Linked DNA regions of Homo sapiens: region 1 is linked to region 2. A link is a loop called in an ENCODE intact Hi-C map of the cell type or tissue named here. Cell type or tissue: A673. All regions are shown on one strand. Each heading gives the region's core, and the rest is flanking DNA. Links, peaks and the distances in the headings are about the cores only. Region 1 has its middle 220 kb from the start of MDFIC2. Region 2 overlaps FOXP1 (forkhead box P1).

What was found. Peaks named below come from ENCODE experiments on the same cell type or tissue, not always from the same donor. Only the 100,000 strongest peaks of a DNase experiment are listed, where the experiment ranks them.
Region 1: a loop joins it to region 2, with 4 times the contacts of the local background. A loop is called at or near these places in 2 of 110 quality-filtered maps.

Annotation. Positions count from the first base shown.
Region 1 is chr3:70,528,093-70,536,788 of GRCh38, reverse strand. No RefSeq gene overlaps it. Among named protein-coding and RNA genes, the nearest start is that of MDFIC2, 220 kb to the right of the region's middle. RefSeq lists an enhancer at 3,215-4,164. In A673, for the core only: a CTCF peak has its summit at 5,539 (motif pointing left); no DNase peak of the experiment used is centred there.
Region 2 is chr3:71,198,876-71,207,571 of GRCh38, reverse strand. The region is part of intron 5 of FOXP1 (forkhead box P1); the gene reads left to right. Among named protein-coding and RNA genes, the nearest start is that of FOXP1-AS1, 87 kb to the left of the region's middle. In A673, for the core only: no CTCF peak of the experiment used is centred there; DNase peaks (open chromatin) are centred at 3,271, 4,471 and 5,381; H3K27ac peaks cover 4,000 bases.

The sequences.
Region 1 (8,696 bases), core at 3,103-7,102, 670 kb after region 2:
GTTCATTTTTAGCATAGTGATGTGTAGCTGTTCAGGTGAAAAGTGAGAATTACCCCAAATGACCTGCTATGCATCCCAGAATGGGTCTAGCCACAATCTAGTTAAATGACTGTGAGGTGCAAGTATCAAGGGGTGATACTTGTTGAGGGTTTCTTGGGGGTAGTCTCAAGATAAAGAAGAGATCTTCACTATAGAAACAAATTCTGAAACAATTGAAATTTAAGAAAATATATCTTCACCATTACTAGAAACCTAATGGCTTTCAGGCTCCATTTCCAACTAAAGTCCAAGGGTCTAACCCTTGGACAAATTTGAAAGGCACAGAATGTGTCTTCTTCACCTCTAACCTTTCTCTGCCCTCTTTCCGCACCTCTTATAGGCACTCCTTGGGTGCCAGGAGCCCCTGAATTCTTGTCAATCATTTGTGATGGCTGAGTGATTGGCATTCTCTGAATGAAACCCATTCACACTCAAATGTTACCTTGAACTCTCATTTGCATTTAAACCCTTTTCCTTCTCAGGGTGGAATTGCCAGCTTTTTTTTTTTTCCTTAAAAGATTTTCAAGCAGAAAACAGGAGAGATCTGGAATGGGGTGGGTGGAGTGAGGGGGTAGGGGGGTAGGATTTATGCTCACCCCATATCTATTTCCTCAAGTCTGAAACAAAAGCTCAGAGTGTCTTCTATGTTTCACTTGGGGAAAGCAAGAGGAATGGAAGGATGGAAGGATGGAGGAGTGGAGAGATGGGAGGAAGGAAGGAAGGAAGGGAGGGAAGAAAGAAGGGAAGGAGGGAGATGATGATTTTGGTTTTTATTCCAAAGTTGGAGATTTCTTGTCTGATGTGTCTTGGAAGTCATAGGGGATGGAGGGATGTGTCCTCTTGGCAATGATTGCTTCTGAAGGCTAAAGACTTCCCTTCCCTATACAATTGGCTAGGGACCTGAAACTCTCCAGAGTCCCACAATTTTAACATAACCCATTCCCCTGGCCCAAAACATGGACACACATGCATTGTGTTCCGCAATATTTTTGGTAGGTGTTTTTCTTATTCTTATGTACTTCAATGATGTAAAATAATCCCCGTTTATCATTTTGTTGTTCTAATCTCTGTTTCTAACAAAAGAAACAGTCTGAATCTCTTTACAGCAACACAGAGCATCACAGAACATGTCGCTGTCCCTTTCAATAAGCAAACTCCAATCCCTTCACAGCTTGTCCACTCAGCTGAGCACTGGACCAGTAACTGGCTTAAGACCAGACAACATTAGATAGAAACATACACTTCTCTAAAGCTGGATTATTAATAGTCTCACTGGCCTTGCATGTTTAGAGGCAAGATTGATTAGCGATGTCTGCTCTGGGCACAGGGGGACTGCAGGACACTTACTTGCAGTTTCTCTTGTTTAAGCTTCTTGTGTAAGCTTCTTAATCAGTCTTGGCTCTGTCCAATCACAGTTCTCAGGCATTGTGGCCCTGGTTGCATTCGCTCCTTCTCTCACACACACACTTTGTTAAGTGTTACTTGATGAGAGTTTGTCCGTTGTTAGTTAGGTGGCCTGAGTTCATGGAGATGACATGTGAGTGCTCTCAGTATAGCATCCCAACATGTTTTCCTTCCCACAGACAAACAATTTCATAAATTTTATCTAGCCTTTGGGTGGGTGAAAACATCATAGAAAGCTCATGAATGTATTTATTATGTAACTGCCACTTCTGTTCTGTGATGGTGTTAAAATTGCAAACATTGACCAGGTGCGGTGGCTCACTCCTGTAATCCCAGCACTTTGGGAGGCCGAGAGATGGGTGGATAACCTGAAGTCAGGAATTCAAGACCAGCCTGGGCAACATGGTGAAACCCCGTCTCTACTAAAAATACAAAAAATTAGCTGGATGCGGCTGTGCGTGCCTGTAATCCCAGCTACTCAGGAGGCTGAGGCAGGAGAATTGCTTGAGCCCAGGAGATGGAGGTTGCAGTGAGCCGAGATTGAGCCACTGCACTCCAGCCTGGGCAACAGAGTGAGACTCCATCTCAAAAAGAGAAAAAATTGCAAATGTTTTCTCTCAAGATACTATTAATGATGATGATGATGGCTAAATACTTATCTTTAAACAACAGACTCACAAGGCAAGTTAGCCAAGACTGGCTGAGGGAATAGCAGATTGCCAGCTCCCACCTCACTCTCACTCCACATGCAATGGCAGGTGGAATGACTGGCACTATTAAAACTAATTCCCCCATGCCTTTTGGGGGGTTGTAGTTGCCAATTGTGTAATGCTGAAGTCACCTAAGTTAGACATTCTTACCGTGAGCGTGTACTGTTTTACAAGCCGTAGTCATACCTCAAGAGCAGCCCCAGCAGCTTCTTTCATTAAGAAGGTATAGAGATGTCAATGGGCACATGCTAGTGACTTCTAGTCTCCCAACACAACCCCAATCCTGGGTGACCGCCATAAAAATGCACTTTGCTAATTAGAAGGGGAAGAGTCTACACACAGGAGTAAATGACTAGGTCAACTTTGGCCTTAAAACACAGGCATTGAAATGAGGCAGACATAAAGTAGAATCCCAGCTCTGCCACTTATTAACTGTGGCATTGGCTGCTTATTTAATATCTCTGGATTCTTTCCTCATTTGTAAAATGGGTATAATGGTAACTACTTCGTAGAGAGTATAAAGATGCATTTTAGAATAGGTGGAAAGTACTTCATTTTTTTGGTTTGCAAATGAGTCCCAAAGACAAGTAAGCCCCCTCTAGCCCAACAAATCATATACCCTCCACAAAAATCACCATTATTAACCTTGGCAACTAGCAGAGAATTGAAGGATCTCTTAACATTTACAGGACAATTGTCTGGTCATATATTAAAGTTGATGTTGGAATCTTAAAAATTAACTGGTGGACTGGGGTCCTACATGTTCAGAGCTAATTATGAGTTCATCGGTCAGTGTCTACAGAGGTGGGCTCCATCTTATCTAAGCCTAAATAGGCACAGCCTGGCTGGACTGGAAATTCAATATCACCCTATGAATATGATAACAAAATGTAGTGCATATGCCAGTGTTCAAATGCATTCTACTTGGAAAGCAGGAGAAAAATAGTAAAAGTGCCTGTTTCTATGTATAAAGTATATTCTATAAGTGCTAAATGTAGTTTTACATTACAATAGTACATGAGCAAAGTGCTTATGATATATTTTTAAACTTCTACATAGAGAGATTTGGGAGAAAAGAAGTGGTTGTGTTTAGTCACATTGAATTTTCATCATGTGAAAAGTTCAGGAGGCTTGTTAAGTGCTCAGAGGTGCATTTAGAATTCATTTTGTCAAAGCTTCTCCCTTCCCTAGCAGTGTGACGAGGGAACATGACTCAATCTCTGAGTTTCATCTGTTCAATGGGGATAAATACTAGGTCCTACCTCAGAGGTTGACTCCTCAAAGAATAAAGAAACTTAATGTAAATGTGCCTAGCACAGTGCCCAGAACACAGCAAATGCACAGAAATTATCTATGAGAACAAAATGACTAAAGTTAAACTAGTCAAATTCACATAAGAATAATTTAGCTTTTTAAATTGGTATTTTTATTGTGATATCTAGCTTGGAGCAAATTTCAAAAACAAAGGTTTTGACTTTTTCTAATGTTACACCTTTAAGATGTGACTCAGATGCCTTTATCCAGGACGAATTGTTGGAGAACAGGTATTCTAATGCAACATCTTTAGGGATGTGAACAAGGAGCTTTTGCCTTGTAAACTCATGGGGTAAAATCTCATCCCTTGATCTTCACAGTGTGACAAAGAGCTATTGATTGAGAGCATATTGTCATTTAAATTACAATTAAGGATGGGTGAAAGGTGGTTATTCAACAATTCAAACCTTTCTTTTAATACTGTCAAGGACGACTTAACCTTAACCCAAACACACTTCTAAAACTTCTGAGTTTCAATATGTCTAAAATCAATGTGCTTTTCTTAAAGTGAGAGAATCATGTCATTACTATCAGATGTTGAATTCGGTAGTTTTGAATCTGGTGGTGAAAATCTTTCAGAAAGCTTTGCTCTCAGAGGCAAAACACTTGTGTCTCAACGCAAATCCAGTACCACATTTGCACCTTAATATGAAATTAAATCATTCAGCACATTTTCCTAGAGTAGCTAGTTAGAAAAGTATATGCATTTTCAAAAATTAAGTGCTATGTGGGTGATGTATGTTTTACTTTAGAGCATTTTAAATAGGAAATCATCCTTCTGAAGGCACAAATTGCTAAGAACTTCATGTCTTTTATTACTAGGAAAACAATGTTCAATTCTAATGGCATTAGGCAGTACGCATCTTAAACGAACCAATGGACAGAACTGAAACTATTACTGACTGTCTTGCATTTTGCCATATGAATACACTTCATAAATGATTTGCTTTGATATCACAAACACACACACACAGGCACATGCACACACACTAGCACGCCACGCCTGCATTGGCAAAATGCTGGACTCAATCTCACAATCTTGCTCGGGCCAAGTTCCGTGCAGTTTTCACAGGAATGCAGACAGCATGAAGACTGCAGCTTAGATCTCCTGTGTTTCAAATTTGTTTTGCCAAAGCATCCCTTCTTTCTCTGTCTATCTCTTTCTCTAATGCATGCACACCTGCATGTTTTTCTCAGGAATGGCAGGCATTTACTGGGATGACAGATTATGCCAGAGGTGCCTTTGGCAGCTTCTCGCCCTCAGGGCAACCATTGCTCTGGCAGCAGTAAGTCAGTGAATAGTACAAGGTCATCCATCCCCCAGGTCCCCCGCCCCTTCTCCTGTGTGGGGCATGTGTTCCAAGGTACACTTCAATGGTTTGACACATGAGGTCATGGAAGGTAGTCTCCAATTTGGGTCCACACCATGTAAGCGAAAGCACCAAAGCAATTGGAGCTACCCATTTGCGGGTGAGATTCCTACTAGAGTACTGCACTGCTACTGAGCCTTCAATTTTGACTATCTTTAGATGTTTTCTCACTTGTGAAGAAAACCTATTAAAAGTGTATTTTTCTGTACTGCAGTGGTTTGTCAGGGTGTCTGCTAAACAAATGGGAACATCCGATTTTACATTTCATTTGAAAACTCTGAGTAGAAAAATCACCCGTGAAGCTGCCTTTCCATAATACAATTAGTGAGAAAAAAACAAACCAAGATGTCAAGCTTAATATTGGCATTGGTCAGAAACAAATTCTCTTATCAGAAAATTTACAGAGGCCCGCTGTAACCCGGAAAAACAGGAAAGGAGTATTGCTTGTCAATATAAATAACCAATCTATGTTAGCAAAACTTGAAGGATTTCTACTCATCTATTGTAGGAGAAAATTAAGTATCTCATCATGACTAACTCATATTTACTAATACATTCTATTGGAATGGCAAAGTAGAAATTTAAAGGCAGAATAGTTTTTAATTTTATTCAGGGAAACATAATACTAAATGTTTGGAAAATGAATACTTGGAAATTCAAGATATTGGGGGGAAGCAAGATGTTTTACTGCCGCCTTGTGGACAATTTAAAAGAACTGAGTTTTTATTTATGCTGGTGGTGAATATGTGAATCTTGGCCAATAATAGAATCAGACAAAAATGGGTACAGGATAGAGGTGGGATATAATCAAATATTAATTATTTAAATTTAGTCAGAAAAAGTATTTTTTTAACCCAAGGAGATCCATAAAGTCTTCAAGTGATTATGCCCTATAGTTCAAGAAATTCTTGACATACTCAAACAGGAGATGGGAGGAAATGCAATGAAATTGAATATTCGGTAATAGAGTTTAACCAGAATCATGTTCTAACTTTTTTTTAAATCCAAGGGGTTCCATGGGCACTACATAATTTTGCCACGATATTCCAAGAAAATTTTAAAAATCTCAGTTAATTATCATAGAATTAAATGCAGCACCGGAGAAGCAGTGATAAGAAAAACTGGACATATTCTGGGGTTCAGTCCAGCATTTTAACTTAGAATGTTTATTTAAACATAACTTGAGTTTATAAACTTGTTTTCTAGGGAGATTTATAGTGCTTTCTGATTTTGGCTGGATTGAAAAAGTCCAGCTTGACTTCCTGCTAAGAACGTGCTTGTGTAAACCACCTTCTTCTTGAATTTTGGCATGAAAAATATATTTTCATTGGACACATTTCTAATCACAAACAAACGTTCAGGTAGGTGCTTAATTTAAACCTAGCTACCAATATCACAGAAATAGCATAATAGAATGTTTCAGCATTCCAACACACCACATAAATTCTTGTTGACAAAGCACTAACAAATGTATTGTAATTTCTAATTTCCCATTGTTCTTCTGTTGGATAAATAATAGAAACGTCTGACCAATCCATTAAGAGAAAGATGGCTTAAGAATTTTGGGTGGTGATTTTAATTTAAAATCGAAAAAGCAAATTTAGATTTGTAATTAAAAACATTTTAAAGCATATCAAGTAATAAGATAAATGGCTCTAAGACTTAGAATACCATTTTCAATAATTTTATAGCCACTATTGAATCATCATATTTTTTTCACTGGCGGGAAAGCACCTTCAGTGAAACCATCTGAAACCAAACAATACATAATCTAAATTTTGCTAAATAATCTAAAATTTAAATTACTTATTTTTTATTATTAAAATACTTTGATCTGAGGGAGGAGAAGTGGATACAGAAAAATAAAAATAAAATAAATATAATGCCACATTCTTACCAAACACTAAGCAACTCTCCATAGGCTACATAGCAGGGTTTAGTGATTTTCCTGATTTTTCTCTTGGTCTGAAACATGACAAACCTTAAGTAAATGTCATTTTCCAAATTCCTATTCCATTTTTGGTGTAGTAGGGAAGGTTTTAAGATCACTGATAAATGTACTGGTCCCCTATTTTTACAACAAAAATTCAGTTCTAAGTTATTTCACAAAGATGTTATTCATGCCATCATCAGTAAGATAGTGATCTTTTATTTTTCGCATTATTGAGTGTTAATTATATGCTATGCACTTCACTTGCATTCTCATAATAGCCTCATCACAACCAATAAATAGATTGTGTTATTATCATCTCCTTTTTACAGATGAGAAAATGAAGGCTCAGAGCAGGTAAGTAAACTAGCCATGATCACACAGCCTTTCAATGGTTCTTCTAGCAGCACCAATGGCTTTGTGTGCCTCAATACTTCCTGGATATCCCACTGAGGAACCAGTATCACCTATTTTTTTCAGTGATTGGCATTGCTGTTTAGTTGTACTCTGGCACATCGCAAAAGACCATTAAAAAATGTTGGAGTGAGTATTCAACACATGCAAAATATGTTTATTATTTACTAGTTGGTTCATTCAATAAATTTTATTGAAAGCATTTTCTGTGCTGAGTATAGTACTTGGAACAGGGCTATGATAATGCTGCATCTGGAATGGTAACTGAATGTTTGAAGCTTACAGTTTAACATCAGACAATGAGTAAGTTTCAAAAATGTAAAAGTGAATAGGACCCAGTCCTTCATGATAGAAAGAAAAAAAGCAGTAGTTTTGGAATCAGGAAGGATTCAAGTGGCTCAGCTATCTTTTACTTCTGAGAAAATTTGAAGCCATTTGTTTTTCTGCCTTCGTTTCCTCTTCTGTATAAACAGGTTTATTCAGAGACTTAGCACGAAAGCATGTAATGTTCCTGGCCTAAGGTAGGTGACCATGGAGAGTGATCATTATTCCGAAAGGTCAGGAGAAGGAAGAGAAATGTAAACAATTCAGTGATTATGTGAAAAGCACCACGCTCATGATAATGACAAGGTTTTTGGTAACCTGGGGTAGGGAATCATGCTGGAGTGGTTTGATGGAAACTTCAAATGGGAAGTGATATTTGACTTGGGTCTTAAAGGATGAGAAGAAGCCTGCTGAGCACCTTCACAAACAAGGACGTAGCTGGGTGTTTCATGGAACCAGAAAATTAGGGTATATGTAGGATTGGAAAAAAGATGGCAGCCAGTTTTCCAAGTTCCTAACCCCCAAAGTTTAAGGATTGCACTCTAAATGAATTTTATGATATTCTCTTCCCATATCTTTTAGGAATCTTTCACTGCAAGTATAGGTAAATGCAACTTAAGCTGGGTTAAATTAATGGAGAATTTATTGGTTCAAATAACCAGAATTTCAAAGTTAACACTGGCGTCAGGTGAAGCTTATCCAGATATCATCCTGCCCTGTTCTGCTATTCTCTGGGCTCTACTCTCTTCCATGTGATGATGTTATTTTCGGGGGAGATTTCACTCTTAGCAGCAACAATGTCTGCAAACAGTGAAGACATGTCTCATGGACTCAATAAGGTCATATTCTTATGCTTTAACCAAACACTGAGGCCTAGGGGAAAGACATGCTGATTGGCTATTACACTTTGGTTTGTTTGACCTCTCCTAGTCTCATGTTGAGATTTGATCACAAATGTTGAAGATAGGGTTTAATGGGAGGTGTTTGGGTTATGGAGATGAATCCCTCATGAATAGAGTAATGCTCTCCCTAGGATCTGGGTAGGGGGTGAAGAAGGGAGGTGAGTGAGTTCTCATTCTATTAGCTCCTGCAAAAACTGGTTGTTAAGAAGAGCCCTGGCACCTCCTGCTTTCTTGCTCATGCTTTCTGTCTCACCATGTAATCTCTGCACATGCTGGCTCCTTTTTCACT
Region 2 (8,696 bases), core at 1,659-5,658:
CCTTGCTCATCTGTCTGTGAGAGCAAGTTTCAGGGGGGAAAATACATATATGTATATTGGAGTTTTTGAAGGATAAAATTAAATAATTGTTCCTTTTGCACAACGGAGAAATGCAAGCAACAGAATTCTGATGGCCCACATTCACTACATTACCATGATGCTGTGAACATATTGTTCACTTTGGCCACTAGAGCGGTGAGGGGCTTGAGCCAAAGCGGGAGATACGTGAAGTGTGTCATAGATCACGCCAGTCATTAATCTATGTTATGAACCTGGCCTCGTGTACATTAAATGATAGAAAATATAGAAATGAAAAAAAAAAAAGACTTTTCTGAACTGGTTGTTGGTCACTTTATTCCACTGGGCTATTTGTGAGAATTCAGCTGTTTGAATGTTCAAATGATTAAAGTTCCGTGGGCTTTGTTAGTTCTCAAACTTAAAATCTATTTTGTTCTGTAAAAATGCATTTTAATTACGCTCCCCAGAACACCTGGCCCCATCATGCCTGACCTTCAGAGGCTTCCTTGTGGCAAAGCAAACAGCCTAGCACTGGATTGGCAAAGCTCCTTTTCAGTCTCTATTTAATTATTTGAGCTCCTCAGGATTAATATGCGAGGGAGTGGGTATGCATTCTGCTTTGTACTTGTTTCCTAGAGCGGCTTCTTTCTAACTTCCCTCGTTTGCCCACAGTTGCTATGATTACGGCACTTAAACTCTTGTCTATTAGGAAAGAAGCGAACCAAGACCCACCAGAGCTGAAAAGCTAAAAAATATAAATTGAGACATCTGTAATTTTTGGAGCGGGGTCAACTTGTTATCTGTGCTCATTGGTGTCTTATAAAGATTACGTTATCCAAGAAAGTTTGATGAAGACAGTTCTGAAGAATAAGACATTTACAGTTGCTCTGAACAACTTTACTGCCTTGGCATTGGAATGCAGAAATCCTTTTTTTCCTTGGAAATATGAAGTCTCCTGTCTTCACATTGAAAGCCTGGTGAAGAAGGGGGAAGCCTGTGCTTTTGTTAGGAACATTATTTTATTACCACCCTATCCCGCCAACTCTATTCTGAGTCATGAATTACAGGGAAAATTAAACATCCCATTGTCTACCTTCTCCAGCCCATCTGAATTGTCCATATATATATTCAGTGTTTCCAATGGGTTTTTGTAGGAAATTTCATTGGTTGATTATCTTTCAATGTTTAATGAGATCATCCTACTTCTCTTAAGACCTAACAGATTTAATTAATGGCTTGTTACTTTTGGAGTTTCAGAACACCAAAACAGTTAAAGAAGTGTACAGGAAATAGAGTATTTTTAAAGTTGGAATATAAAAGTTGGAGGCCAGCACAAGCCCTTGATCTCATTTGATCAAGAGGTTGGCCTTGGAATTTTGTGTCATTTAATCATTTAGTCAAACATTTAGTAATTATGTGTTAAATTCTTGTTATGTGCAAGGCATACCTGAAAGTTAAACTTGAGATAAAAGATGTATTTATTTATTATTCTTATTAAACAAATGGAGCTGGGGAAAGTGGACAAGCAAACTATTTTAATCTGAATGCTTCTTCCATTTAATTGATAAATATAAACTATTCCTGGTTTAATTGATAAATACAAGTTAGTTCCTATTTCTTTTCTTCCTCTTTTGAAGGCAAGAAAGCTGCCGTATTACATTATTGAAAATAAGCATGGGTTTTCTAAGTTTTTGCCAATTTAGTGTTCCTTGCTTGCGTTGGTCATCATAGCTATAGATGATCCCCACTGGCCATGTCAGATGCATTCAAATGCATCTTGCCTTTGCTTACGTGTACCAAGCCCTGCACCTCCTGCGTTCCAGAGGGCAGGACAGGTCAGTGGCGCCGTTTGGACACAGATGCTGTGTTCTCTAGGAGGGGTGCCCCTACAGCTGGTTTGTTTCTCCTCCCTGGGGAGGCCCGACTCCTCACTTCCATGGGTTCTTAGCCTCTACTCACCTGAGACCTGGAATGATTCCAGTTTTACCTGATCCTCCTGTATGGCTAAATGAGTGGCCACATTTGTTTTGGTTTTGTTTTTTTTTAAAACATGCTTTTGACAATTTCATTGCTCCTGAACTTTTTTTCCAGAGGGGCTAAATGAAATTCCAGATTTTTAAAGATACATGTAGATAGACATCTATGGTGCATGATAAAGTTGATAATACATAAATCATTTTTAACAACAGGTAATATGCATAATTTATGGTGTTACAGTGCTATCCTTCTGATATTTATGATGGATAATGTTCAGTTTTGGCCCTCATATTACTGCTTTAAATTATACCACAAGAAAATTAATGAGAAAGTAGATTTATGGGTTTCATTTGTTTGTCAATTCGGAAATTAATTGGGTGTTAATTTTAGCCGTCCCTTATCAGACCAGGACTGTAGTATGTGTGCATTACTTTGCATTCATTGTAGCTTACCTCCCATTTACTGTGGGTCACTAGCTTTGCATACATTAAAATAGCCCTCCGGCTCATTCCCTTGATTACTTTTTGAACTGCCATGCTTTAGAAAATTTACGCCTTTCTGTTATAATTATGAAAATGTGGTATTGGAAGACGGTGCCTTCATAACACAGTCAGCACACTGACTTTGCCTCCTAAACTTGGCTCTTGGGTAGTCTTTCCATGAAATGGGACCCGGGTCAGGAGGACAGTGGATAGACAAATGGTGTGTCTGTAGGGTTCATTCATAATTTGTAGAAGTTATCTCAGGTGAGAAAACAATTGTCTGATCTAACTCTGTTTCTCTTGTTTTGTTCTTTCTCCTCCCATCTACCCTTTTTGTTTTTTTCTTAAGAGTAGCCCATCCAAGCCCATTTGTAGACAGTAACTCTACATCTTGGGGCTGCCATCTTTCTGTCTGCTTCCTTAACCACTAAGTCTCATTTGTCATCCCCTCCACCAGTCAGTGCCTCATCTCCTCATTGCCACCTGCTCCAGCAGCATCTCGCCAGGTGACGGGTGAGCAGTGTAAAAGCATGGCCCTCATGCTAGCAAATGTGATGTCTCCATTGTTGCAGTCCTCTACTGAGAGTCTGTGGCTTTCATCTGGGATTTCCATTGCTTGATTCCCTCTCTGTTGTGAAGAGAGTAACACCCACATGAGCATTAAAGAGTACAGAACTGGTTTAATATCCTAGGCCACCCTACCGTTTGCCTACTAGGGGAAAAAAGTCTGTGGAGCTGCACCCCACTGCTTAAAACTCCTTTGTTTGTCTTATGTTGCCTTGTAAACCCTTTGCACATTAAAAGGGAACCAGTTCGTTTGCTTGATGAGAACCAGAACTAAATGTATGCTTTATATCATAATATAGACAGGTTGGTCTTCTTTTTTCCTCAGTGGCATGAACACGATTATTGAAGGTTTTAAATCTTAATGATGCAACATGAGTAATTTTAAAAGTACCTCTCTTAGAGCTAAAGCTAGTCTGAGTCTCATCCTTATTCTTTCTCAGTCTACTAACTGCATGGAGTTAACTGACAATAAAGTAAGAGGCATGTGTTCAATATTTCCAAAATAATGAAATCTACACAGTGAAATTCACATTCTTTTCCTTCCTTCCTTCCTTCCTTCCTTCCTTCCTTCCTTCCTTCCTTCCTTCCTCCTTCCTTTTCCATGAGCTTCTGTTATCTCTTCAGAATTGCATGCCATCTTCCTTTTTTCTCTGCACATGGATGAACAATGAGAAAGAGAATTTTTCTTTTCGGATGGGGGGTGGACTGTGTAATTACTCTAATAATTTTCCTAATAGTGATTTCACCATTAACTTCTCTTCTCCCCATAGAAATAGAAACATATTTTACAAAACTATGTTTAGTTTAATTTACACATCCTTTTATGAAGAGACCAACTTCTTTAAGGGCATTTATTCTGCTTCATATAAATAATTGATCAGCCAAGTTAATTTACTTCTGCCTGACTTGGTCAACCTTAATTAACTGCCCTGGAATCAAGACTGAACTTTTTGTTAGCTTAAAATCTTTCACAAGCATGATAACAAGGGCTTTATTTTCCCTAAATTTTCAGCATCAACACTGTAACCAAGGAAATAATCATAATAATAAAGCACAGCTTTAATTTACTATAAATACATTGGCCTGGACATTATGAATTTTCCAGAATACTTCCAGAGAGCAGCTCTGTTGGCAACAACAATAAATAAGCATGCTAAACTCAGTCCTTGTCCTTTTCTACAAGTCCCTCCAGCACAAAAATCGAACCTTTGAAGTCAGTAGCTCTGTAATGTTTCCAAGCAAGATGAGAAGTAGATCATTTTGGCTTCTTTAGGCTTTTTGACATCTATGCAATTGCAGCATTGACCTTTGTAGGGTTATATTAAATGGATCACGTGATTTAAACAGGCTCAGTTCATCTGGAGATGCCACACAGGAAAGCAGAGGAAGATTTGGTCTTGTTTCTGGAAGAAGGACTTGTTTGTGGGTATGGTGTGGCCATACCTTTGTATTCAGGCACTTTGTATGATTACACAGTGTTTCCTGCTGTCAGTATGTCATGGAGCAAGGCAGTTAGTTAGTTATAGAGTTAGTTATTCCCCCAGAGAGAAGCAGAGGTTATGCATACCGGGTGCCTGAGACAAGCTTCCTCGAAGAAAAGAGGGTGCAACGTCCCTTGATGGAGAAGATAGATTCCTCTCCTATATATTGACTTGATTTCAGATGACTCTAATAGTGAAAAGTCAAAAGAAAAAGACAGTTGTTTGCAAAATAGTGCAGATGGCTTATATCATTGTATTTTAATGCTTTTCTTTGTCCACCTGCCACTCTCATTGTTGTCTTTTCTGGAATTTCCTTAGTTTTCTTTTCATTAATTTCATTATCCACTACCCAGCACAGGACTTTACAAACTGGAGATTCTTAATAATGGACAAGTTCATGTCTGAAACAGAATAGTTATGGCTACATCTATCCCTTAACCGATTGAGCTTTAGTTTTCTTATCTGTGAAATGGGGATAACATTTACCTGCCTTATCTCCCTCCTAGCCTTGTTACAAGTTTGAAAAGCACATCAGAGGGCTTTTGCAATTTGTGAAGTGTGATACAGATATAAAGGCTTATTAAATGACTTGGAACGTTTGATAGAAATATTGCTGGCCCAGACACTGTTAGAAATGTTCTTAGACATTGACACTCCTATTTTTTCACATGTGCTTTTCAAAAAGCTGTTTTCTCCTGATTGGTGTGGGAGATTATGGGAAATTTTAAATCTTCCAACCTACATACTACTGTTAGCACTTGACTAATTAAGGACATCCTCAGACCAAAATAATCCTTTCTGCAATTTTGGTCCCAAAGCCTGCACTCTCACAAACCTGATTCACAAGCCAAGCTGCTTGGCTTGATGCCTGCAAAACTTGTACTGGAGGACTTGGCAGTCTGCTTTGGAACTGCATGGAGCAAAAACAGGGCCTTCTCATCAAATTGTGTATTGGAGACTGTTCTTACTCCACCCACCAGAATGGTGTCTCACCAAGGAAACAAAAGCAGGACCAATCTCTTAGACACCTGCTCTCAGGCCTGGGATCCCGATGGTCACATAGTCTGAAAGCAGCATTCTACCTGCAGTTCTCTTCCATCAGGACAGGATATTTGGCTAAATATTTATGCCTCATTCTTAGGGCAGGGATAGAGTTTATATATGTGCAATGTTGTTGTCTTTTGGGGATCAAGTCCCTGGTATGGGAAGGTATTCCCAGAAGGAAAAATATCTATATATATACATATTTTTAAATCTATATCTATAGATTTTTTCTTTATATATATTTGAGATATATCCCGATAATTAGATGGATTTCCTTGCTACCTACTCTAAGACAAATGCTCTCTTGCTTAAATACCTAACACTGTGCCTTTTCCTATAATTCTTTTTTTTTTCCCTCTCCCCGCCCCCTTTTTTCGAGACAGAGCCTTGCTCTGTTGCATGCTGTCTGCTCACTGCAACCTCTGCCTCCTGGGTTCAAGCAGTTCTCCTGCCTCAGCCTCCCGAGTAGCTGGGATTACAGGCATGTGCCACCATGCCCGGCTAATTTTTTTGTATTTTTAGTAGAGAGCAGTTTCACCATGTTGGCCAGGCTGGTCTCGAACTCCTGACCTCAAGTGATCTGCCTGCCTTGGCCTCCCAAAGTGCTGGGATTACAGGCATGAGCCACTGCACCCGGCTCTTTTCCTTTAGTTCTGTACAAAGGGGCAAGTTTGTGGAAGAGAGACTGAAACGCCCAGGGAAAAGTACCTAGGTTTCACTAATTCATTTCTTTTTTGGTGATGAACAAGGCACTCATGTTGTCACAAATTATCTTGTTACCTGATTCTTATATCTTAGGGAAGATTTTGGTTATTTTTGATAGACGCTTTACTCTGTGGACAGTAAGAATATAACTGCAATTTCTAAAGGACTGTAGTTATTAGAAAGTCTGATCTGAAGACATGAGAATGAAAAAATAATAATAGAAATCAAAAAATGAGAGTGAATCAGCTGTTACTTCTGAGTTTGTTTCCCACCTGCTAGTGAAAAATGCCATTCTCAATCCACTTTTGAATTGAATCAACTTAAAAAATATATACGTCTTTGGGTTTATGAAGAGTCTGTATCAAGTTGGATCATGCTATACAGTGAAAGGAAATGAAGAAACATGTGAATTTTTCTGCTTTTAATTTTTCCATTTGGTTTTTGTGCAAGTCTGTAGAAAACAGACTTCATCCAATTTCTAGCAAGAAAACAATGTCCTCTAAAGATACCCAAAGATTGAAATTTCCCTGTTGTCACATTTCATGTATGGGGCAGAAATCTGTAGCATTGGTTGTACATATGTCCTTCCACAATTGGAACACATTTGCCTAAAAATTTTCTGCCCTTTAATCTGGGATTGGTATTTCACATTAAAGTCTTAATTATTCAGGCATTTCTCAGCTTTCATGTTTGAACTCTTCACTTCCTTTAATGATTGTTGCTTTTCCTTTTCCAAATTCTGGTCTGTGAACTTGGAGTGTGAGCCTGCCGTTTTCATTGTTTTGCCCCCACTGAACCTCAACTTTAAAAATACACATTGTGGTAAAGGGCTTTGACTTAACTGAACTGCTTCAAATCCTGATTCCACCATTACTAGCTGTGACATGTAGTGGACAAACTAAATAACTTGTGGATCCTTAGTTTTCTCATCCGCAAACTGGGGGTAACAATCATCAGCAGCACTAAATTGGAGAATATGTGTAAATCACCTGCATTAGGGCCTGCCTGACCCAACACTGGTGATCAGTAGATGGTAGCAGTTGGTATTAGCAAATGCTATCTGTCTTTTCTCATCTTTGAACATCTTTTCTGAGCCAAGTGCTGAATCGGCTCTCTGGGATAATGGTTTTGTGCCCAGAGAGTAATAAGAGTGAATGTGAAATGTATTTACACCTAAGTGATATTTTCTCTCTTTTTTTTTTTTTTTTTTTTTTGTGAGATGGAGTCTCGCTCTGTAGCTCAGGCTGGAGTGCAGTGGTGCGATCTCAGCTCACTGCAACCTCCGCCTCCCAGGTCCCGGTTCAAGCAATTCTCCTGCCTTAGCCTCCTGAGTAGCTGGGATTACAGGTACACACCACCATGTCCAGCTAATTTTTGTATTTTTAGTAGAGGCAGGGTTTCACCATATTGGCCAGGCTGGTCTTGAACTCCTGACCTCGTGATCCACCCGCCTCGGCCTCCCAAAGTCCTGGGATTACAGGCGTGAGCCACCGCGCCTGGCCCTAAGTGATATTTTCTAGCTACTCATTTTGCACCCTATTTTTTTTTCTTTTGTTTTGAGACGGAGTCTCACCCTGTCACCTAGGCTGGAGTACAATGGCGTGATCTTGGCTCACTGCAACCTCCACCCCCTAGGTTCAAGCAATTCTCATGCCTCAGCTTCCCGAGTAGCTGGGATTAGAGGCACCTGTCACCATGACTGGCTAATTTTTTTTTTCTTTTTTTCTACTGTTAGTAGAGACAGGGTTTCACCATGTTGGCCAGACTGGTCTCGAACTCCTGACCTTAAGTGTTCCACCTGCCTCATCCTCCTAAAGTGCTGGGATTACAGGTGTGAGCCACCGCCCCCAGGCCTATATATATTTTTTCTATTAGAATTTTAGTACCTTAGGCCAGGTGCCATGGCTCACGAGGCCTGTAATCCCAGCACTTCGGGAGGCCGAGACGGGTGCATCACCTGAGGTCATGAGTTCAAAACCAGCCTGGCCAATATGGTGAAACCCTGTCTCTACTAAAAATACAAAAATTAGCTGGGCCTGGTGGTGGGCATCTGTAATCCCAGCTACTTGGGAGTCTGAAGCAGGAGAATTGCTTGAGCCCGGGAGGCGGAGGCAGTGAGCAGAGATAGCGCCACTGCACTTCATCCTCGGCGACAGAGCAAGGCTCTGTCTCAAAAAAAAAAAAAAAGTGTAATACCAACAAATAGTGCCTGCACATGTTAAAATTTAATGTTTATACCTAATATGCTCTATAGGATGACTTGCTGGTTTTTGAGCAAAGGAACCAGATAGAAGAAAAATTTAATCTTGGGCCCGGCGCAGTGGCTGCAATCCCAGTACTTTGGGAGGCCGAGGCGGGTGGATCACGAGGTCAGGAATTTGAGACCAGCCTAACCAACATGGTGAAACACCCCTTTCTTTAC